Linked DNA regions of Homo sapiens: region 1 is linked to region 2. Evidence: chromatin contacts called from ENCODE Hi-C data. All regions are on one chromosome and are shown on one strand. Each heading gives the region's core, a stretch centred on a gene start or an enhancer-like site at or near the end of the contact. The rest is flanking DNA. Distances are from core to core; before and after follow the strand shown.

Evidence for each region. A loop is a pair of places that touch in the nucleus more often than their neighbours do. Pooled maps may share reads with other maps.
Region 1: a loop to region 2 is called in a map with no recorded cell type, with 6 times the contacts of the local background. The contact joins two enhancer-like sites. A Hi-C loop is called at or near these places in 2 of 37 single-sample maps with no recorded cell type and 3 of 50 pooled maps.

What each region holds. Positions count from the first base shown.
Region 1 is chr5:1,788,650-1,791,542 of GRCh38, forward strand. No RefSeq gene overlaps it. Among named protein-coding and RNA genes, the nearest start is that of MRPL36, 9.7 kb to the right of the region's middle. Within about 2 kb of position 1,267, at least 3 of the 41 ENCODE cell types and tissues checked have a DNase peak (open chromatin) inside an H3K27ac peak, as active enhancers do.
Region 2 is chr5:957,640-960,575 of GRCh38, forward strand. No RefSeq gene overlaps it. Among named protein-coding and RNA genes, the nearest start is that of LINC02982, 38 kb to the right of the region's middle. Within about 2 kb of position 1,617, at least 9 of the 41 ENCODE cell types and tissues checked have a DNase peak (open chromatin) inside an H3K27ac peak, as active enhancers do.

The DNA of each region.
Region 1 (2,893 bases), core at 17-2,516, 830 kb after region 2:
GTAAAAAATCCAAATTAAATTCTGATGGTATTGAGAGCTGAAAGCCATTTGTTAATAAAAGCCTTCCAATGAAAAGCATTAGAAAATCTAACAATAATTATTGGAATCTTACCATGTGCAGTTCTTCGTAAGCAAGTTTTACTGCAAGTCCTATGAGAAGGTTCAAAGGTTCTGGCCACAGAGCACCAGAACCGACGGATCCAGCTGCCAACAGCTAAGAGCGACCCCCCTCCTTTCCTCAAAGCAGCCTCTGATGAAAGCAATGTCCAGGTGACGCCGGGAGAGCTGCCTAGAAGGATGAGAGGAGTAGGGGCAGCGGGTGTTTCCTTTGTCCTCCAGCTCTTCGGCGTCTGACTGCCTGCAAGGTTGGGAGTAACCGCTAGAGCACTGGCCACCCTATCGTGCCAGGAGTTTGTCATAAGGATGGAAAGTAAGCACCAGGGTTGGCTGGTGAGGGAGAAGGGAAGAAAGAGACCGGGAAGTCCAAACACAGAGATGTCCTAGCCGCCCAGAGAGCCTTTGGACGGCCTTCCTTGAGGTAGGCAGACAATACGCTGCATGTTTGGTTTAAACCACGGCTGAGGCAGGAGAAGAGGGTCTGGAGGCGGGGAACCTAAGGCTGATTCACGCTGACTTCCTAGAACTAAATCAAAAGGAAAACCCCAACTTTCCATGCCCAAATAACCAAAGGACCAGAGGCTACTCTCTTTGCAACCCCTCTCCCTTTTTTCTGAGTGGCAGATGAAAAATTGAAAATACCTCTGATTAGTCCCCTCCTGCAACCAATCAGGCTGGTCTAGGGCTAAGTCTTCATTTGCATAGGAGTATAATGCTGTAACTTCACTTCGGCCTCTGATTGGTCACCTTCCACAACCAATCAGACGTTTGCATAGGGTATAACTTTGTAACTTTGCAACTTTGCTTCAGCCTCTGATTGGTCCCCTCCCACAACCAGTCAGACAGATCATGGGCCACTACTTCATTTACATAGGGTGTACACCAAGTAACCAATGGGAAACCACTAGAGGGTATTTAAACCCCAGAAAATTCTGTAACTGGGCTCTCCAGCGCTTGCTCAGGCCTGTTTCCATCATGTGGGGTGTACTTTCATTTTCAATAAATCTCTGCTTTTGTTGCTTCATTCTTTCCTTGCTTTGTTTGTCCAATTCTTTGTTCAAGACACCAAGAACCTGGGCACCCTCCACCAGTAACACTGCTATTTTCATCCCTTCTCGTTTGAAGTGGACACAATTTATAACCAGCTGTTCATCTTTGGATGATCAGGCAGGACTCTCCTAATACGTGAATCTATATACATACCATGCATTTGGCACAGTGCGTGATTCAAGATAACAGCTTAATAAACACTTGGCTGGATGAGTAAAGACTTAGAGTTTGATTCACTGACCACAGGAAATGCCTTTATCCTATCTCAAACAGCATGCTAGTTACTTAAACTGATAAAAATTATACATAAGAAATCGATGACAATTTTGGAATAGGTGACTGCATTCTCAACCACTGAAAGAACCATTATGCTTTCGACAGAAACCTTAGGAGAAAGCGTGCCTCCAGACTTCCTGAGAGACGGCAGACAGGCCGCCAGGATTTCTGGGTAGCAATTCATCCTGTGTTGACTAACAGCATCACTCTGTAAGGAAAAACATGCATCGCTTTCTGAGGAAAAGACAATGAATCTTTAGTGGTGGCCAGCCAGGGGAAGCAATTCTCATTTCCACCCTGGGGAGCTGCTTGGGTGGGTCCTAAGACTCCCGGGGCTGGCTTCCTGACAGCATGTTTCTGAACACTGACACAGCCAGAGTCAATTTCTCATGCAATGCAAAACAGCTTTCTTTGTTGTATGCATTCCTCATTTCTTCCATGCATTTTAAATAGGAAATGACAAGTGGGAACTGGGAGAAAAAAACAATTAACCTCTAATTGGGAATCATGACCACTAATTATAAAATAGGGGGAAAATGCTTTAAAAGTCAAAAAGAGGAGTGAGAAAAGATAAAATTGTGCATAAATGCTGAAAAACACCCTCAGTCATAAATAATGCTCACCATATCCTAAACCATCTTCAGAAAATGAAGGATGCAGCCACCTGGGGGAAGAATGGGGATGCCCCTGGGTCACCGGCAGGAGCTGCTGTCCAGATGCAGCCTCAGGTTGCAAGACGGTGCACAAGACAGGAAAGAAACAAGAATTATAGGCATTTGTTTAGAGACTCACAGGATAGAGCCCAGAGGTCCTGCAGGAGCCAATAATCCTGCTGGCTTCTAGGGAGAGAAACTGGGTCTCGCATTCGGGAGAGAACTTCAACTCAGGTGTCTTTTGCATTTTGAACCATGTGAACACATTATCTAGTAATACTAATTTAAATTAAAATTATTTTCAAAAACATTCTATACCACTGTAGTGGGTTGACTAGCAGCCCCCGCAAAATTCCTGTCTACCTGAAACCTCGAAATGTGATCCTATTTGGAAATAGAGTCTTTGTAGATGTAATTAAGAATTTCCAGATGAAATTATCCTGGATTAGGGTGGGCCCTAAAGCAATGACGGGTGTCCTTCTAAGAAGAGGAGAAGGCACAGATCCCAGAACAGAGGAGAAGGCCTTACGAAGACAGAGGCAGAGGTTGGAGCCCTGTGGCCAGAGCCCAGAATGACCTGGGGCCACAGAAGCTGGAAGAGGCAGGAGGAATCCGCCCCTGGAGTCTTTGGAGGAAGCACTGCCTGGCCCACACCTGGATGTTGGACACCTGGCCTCCAGAGCTGTGAGAGAATACATTTCTTATGTTACAGTTTGTAGTAATTTTTTATGGCAGTCACAAGCAACTAACATATCACTTCATTCCTTTTTAAATCATCTTATCCTCTAAAGAAGTAT
Region 2 (2,936 bases), core at 367-2,866:
CAAGGGGTGACGTCCGGTCATGCTGGCTTCATTCCCTGAGCACCGCAGCCTTCTCTGTGTCCCCTGTCCCTGCCCACCTGGCCTCCTCAAGCGTCTGTCCAGCCCAGCCCAGGTTGCGCTCAGCAGTGGCTCACTGGCCCCTCTGCCATCCTTGCCACCGATGCCCAGCCTTATTTATTTGGGGTATTTCTGGGCCATTCCACCCACTCCTCTTGAGGGCACCCAGCGTGTCCCTTGCCCTGTGTGGTCGGCGCCCATCTCTGAAGTGCGGGAAGCAGGAAGCAAGGCCTGCTGATGGGAAGGACCCACGGCTCTGGCTAGAATGGCTTTGGCCCTAAGCCAAAGCTGAGGGTGTGGGGAAGCAGGAAATCCAGTGTGGAAGCCATTTTGGACGTCAAATCAGTGGGTCAGGGACTGCTCACACAGGGTCGTCTTCTTGTGACTTTTCAGGGACTTGCTTTTACCCCCCTTCTCTGGTGAGCTTTCTAGACAAGGCTGCGACATGACATTCTCATTCTGTTTGGAGCAGGATGAAGGGTTCGTGCGTAACACTATGAGGCGTGGACGGGGCTGAGAACTGGCGCATGGCTGCCACCTGCTGTGGTGGTGACCACCGGGAGTCTCCCTCGCAGGCTGTCTGGCTCAAAAGGTGACAAAGTTCCAGCCACGGGGCCCCTGCTCAGCCCTGAGGACACCCACACTGGCACAGGGGACACTGCGGCAGTCAGGGAAGGGCACCTCCCCACGCTGGCACAGGGTCTCAGCACAGGGGACACTGCGGCACTCAGGGAAGGGCACCTCCCCACGCTGGCACAGGGTCTCAGCACAGGGGACACTGCGGCACTCAGGGAAGGGCACCTCCCCACGCTGGCACAGGGTCTCAGCGAGAGACTACGGCATTTGGGGAAGGGCCATTTTGTCATTGACTGGAACTTTCTCAAGAAAGCATTTTCCACTTGCGTTTCCATGGAGGTCGGCTTTGCTGGAAACCACAGGACCCTGCCCTCCACCAGACACACAGTGTGCAGAGGCGTGTACCCGAAAAGCAAAGTGCGGCCTCACACGGTTCTTTAATCTGGAGCCGGACTCCTGGGAAACAAACCAAACAGACGCAGGTACGTGCTCAGCTCTGCCGTTGCGGTTTGGTTCAGGACTAGGGCCGTGCAGATGCCTGGCAACAGCCGTGCCTGGGGGAGGATGTGGCGCTGGGAGCCCGCAGGCCGGGAGCAGGCGCCGGGGGAGCTTCGGCGGTTCTGGAGGGACTGGGTGTTCCCGCCAAGGCGTTGCTGGCCAGGGGCACAAAAAACAGCGCGGATGGGAAACGGAGCAGCCGCACTCTGTCCGATGAGTCCACACGTGGGCGGCTGCGTTCAGTGCTCCCTGGCACGGGGACCCCAAGCCGTAAGCCGGACACCACGTTCCCAAAGCCAGGAGGGTCATGACATGTGCGTGCGGTGTCCAAAGGCCAAACCAAGGTTGCGGTCCCTGCCAAGTAGGCAGTGATTCACACCTGGGGAAGCGATGTGATTGGCCTTCTTCTATTCAAATAATGTAAGCATAAGGGACAGAGAACGCCAGTGCTTGCGCTTGACAAATCTCTGGGCATTTTGCCAAGGGCCGAGCTCGGCTCCCCACCCCCAGCCCTGCCCCCCACGTGACAAGGCCCCATCGGCCCCCAAGTCCATCTGAGCTCACACTCACGCAACAGGCAAGCCTCCTTCCAAACGAGTACCCTTTCCAAAGCCCAAGTGGCCACTCCCCCACCATGGGGCTGGGACAGAGATGACCGTAGACCTCAAGCCGCTATGGGGACTTGGGTCACAAGGTGCCGCAATGCCCGGGTGCCCCCTGTGCCTCAGTTTCCCCATGTGGGAAATGACTCCATATTGGCAATGTGAGGCATCGAATATCTGAGACTTGGGCAGCGTCTCGTTGCCAAGTCAGGGCACTGCCAGCCGGGCCCAAATTCAAGGCGACGGCCGAGGCTTGAGGCACCACGGCCCCAGTGGTCAGCGGGGGGTCAGCGGGGGGTCAGCGGGGCAGTCAGCGGGGCCGCCATAAGATGGTGGGGCCGGTGGGGGGTTTCAGAGGCAGCTCTTCCCCTCACACTCCGATGCCGCGGAGAGAGCCCAGGGCTGCAGGTGGGGAAGGGCGTGCCTGCGTCTCCGATGGAGGTGACCTCTGGGGCTCTCCTGCTTGCTGCCCAGGTCGGACGTCCCTCTGCTGGCCCATCTCCTGCGCCACACCCACCATTCCCTTCTCACCCCCTGAAGCTCCCTCGTCCTCACAAAAGCAGCAGGGCCACTTATGCGCCGTCCTGTTTTTCTGGACACCATGACCAGGATGGGACAGGACTCGTGAACCCACACGTGAGATCACACTAAGATCCTAAAGGCTTTGCGCTTCTCCAGAGCGGCTGCTGTCTCATGCACACCCGGCCTGGTGTGCCCGCCCCACCCAGTGTGCCCATCCTGCCCAGTGAGTGTCCCCCCCGTGTGCCTGCCCTGCGTGGTGAGGGCCCCCCTCCCAGTGAGTGTCCCCCGCCCGGTGTGCCTGCCCTGCCCGGTGTGCCTGCCCTCCCGGTGTGCCCTCCCACTGGGTGTGTGCCCGCCTGGTGTGCCCTCCCCACCCCACCCCACCTGGTATGAGCGCCCAGGTCAGCCGGGCTGCAGGATTCTCAGGGAGTCCAGGCAGCCGCCCCAGCCCCTGGCAACCCCTTCTCAGCAGGCTGGACCCAGAGCCTCACAGGGGCGTCCCCAGCACTTCCTGCCCCTGGGGTTCCTCTTCCCTGATTCACCTGAACCCAGACCGCACGTGGCAGACACGTTCCTGCCCAGACCCGGACGCCTCCATCTGCTTGGACCACTGGCTTCCCTCACGCTTTGACCGTCAGAACAGACAGGTGGTTTCTTTTAAACCTGGGCCACCCCGTTTTG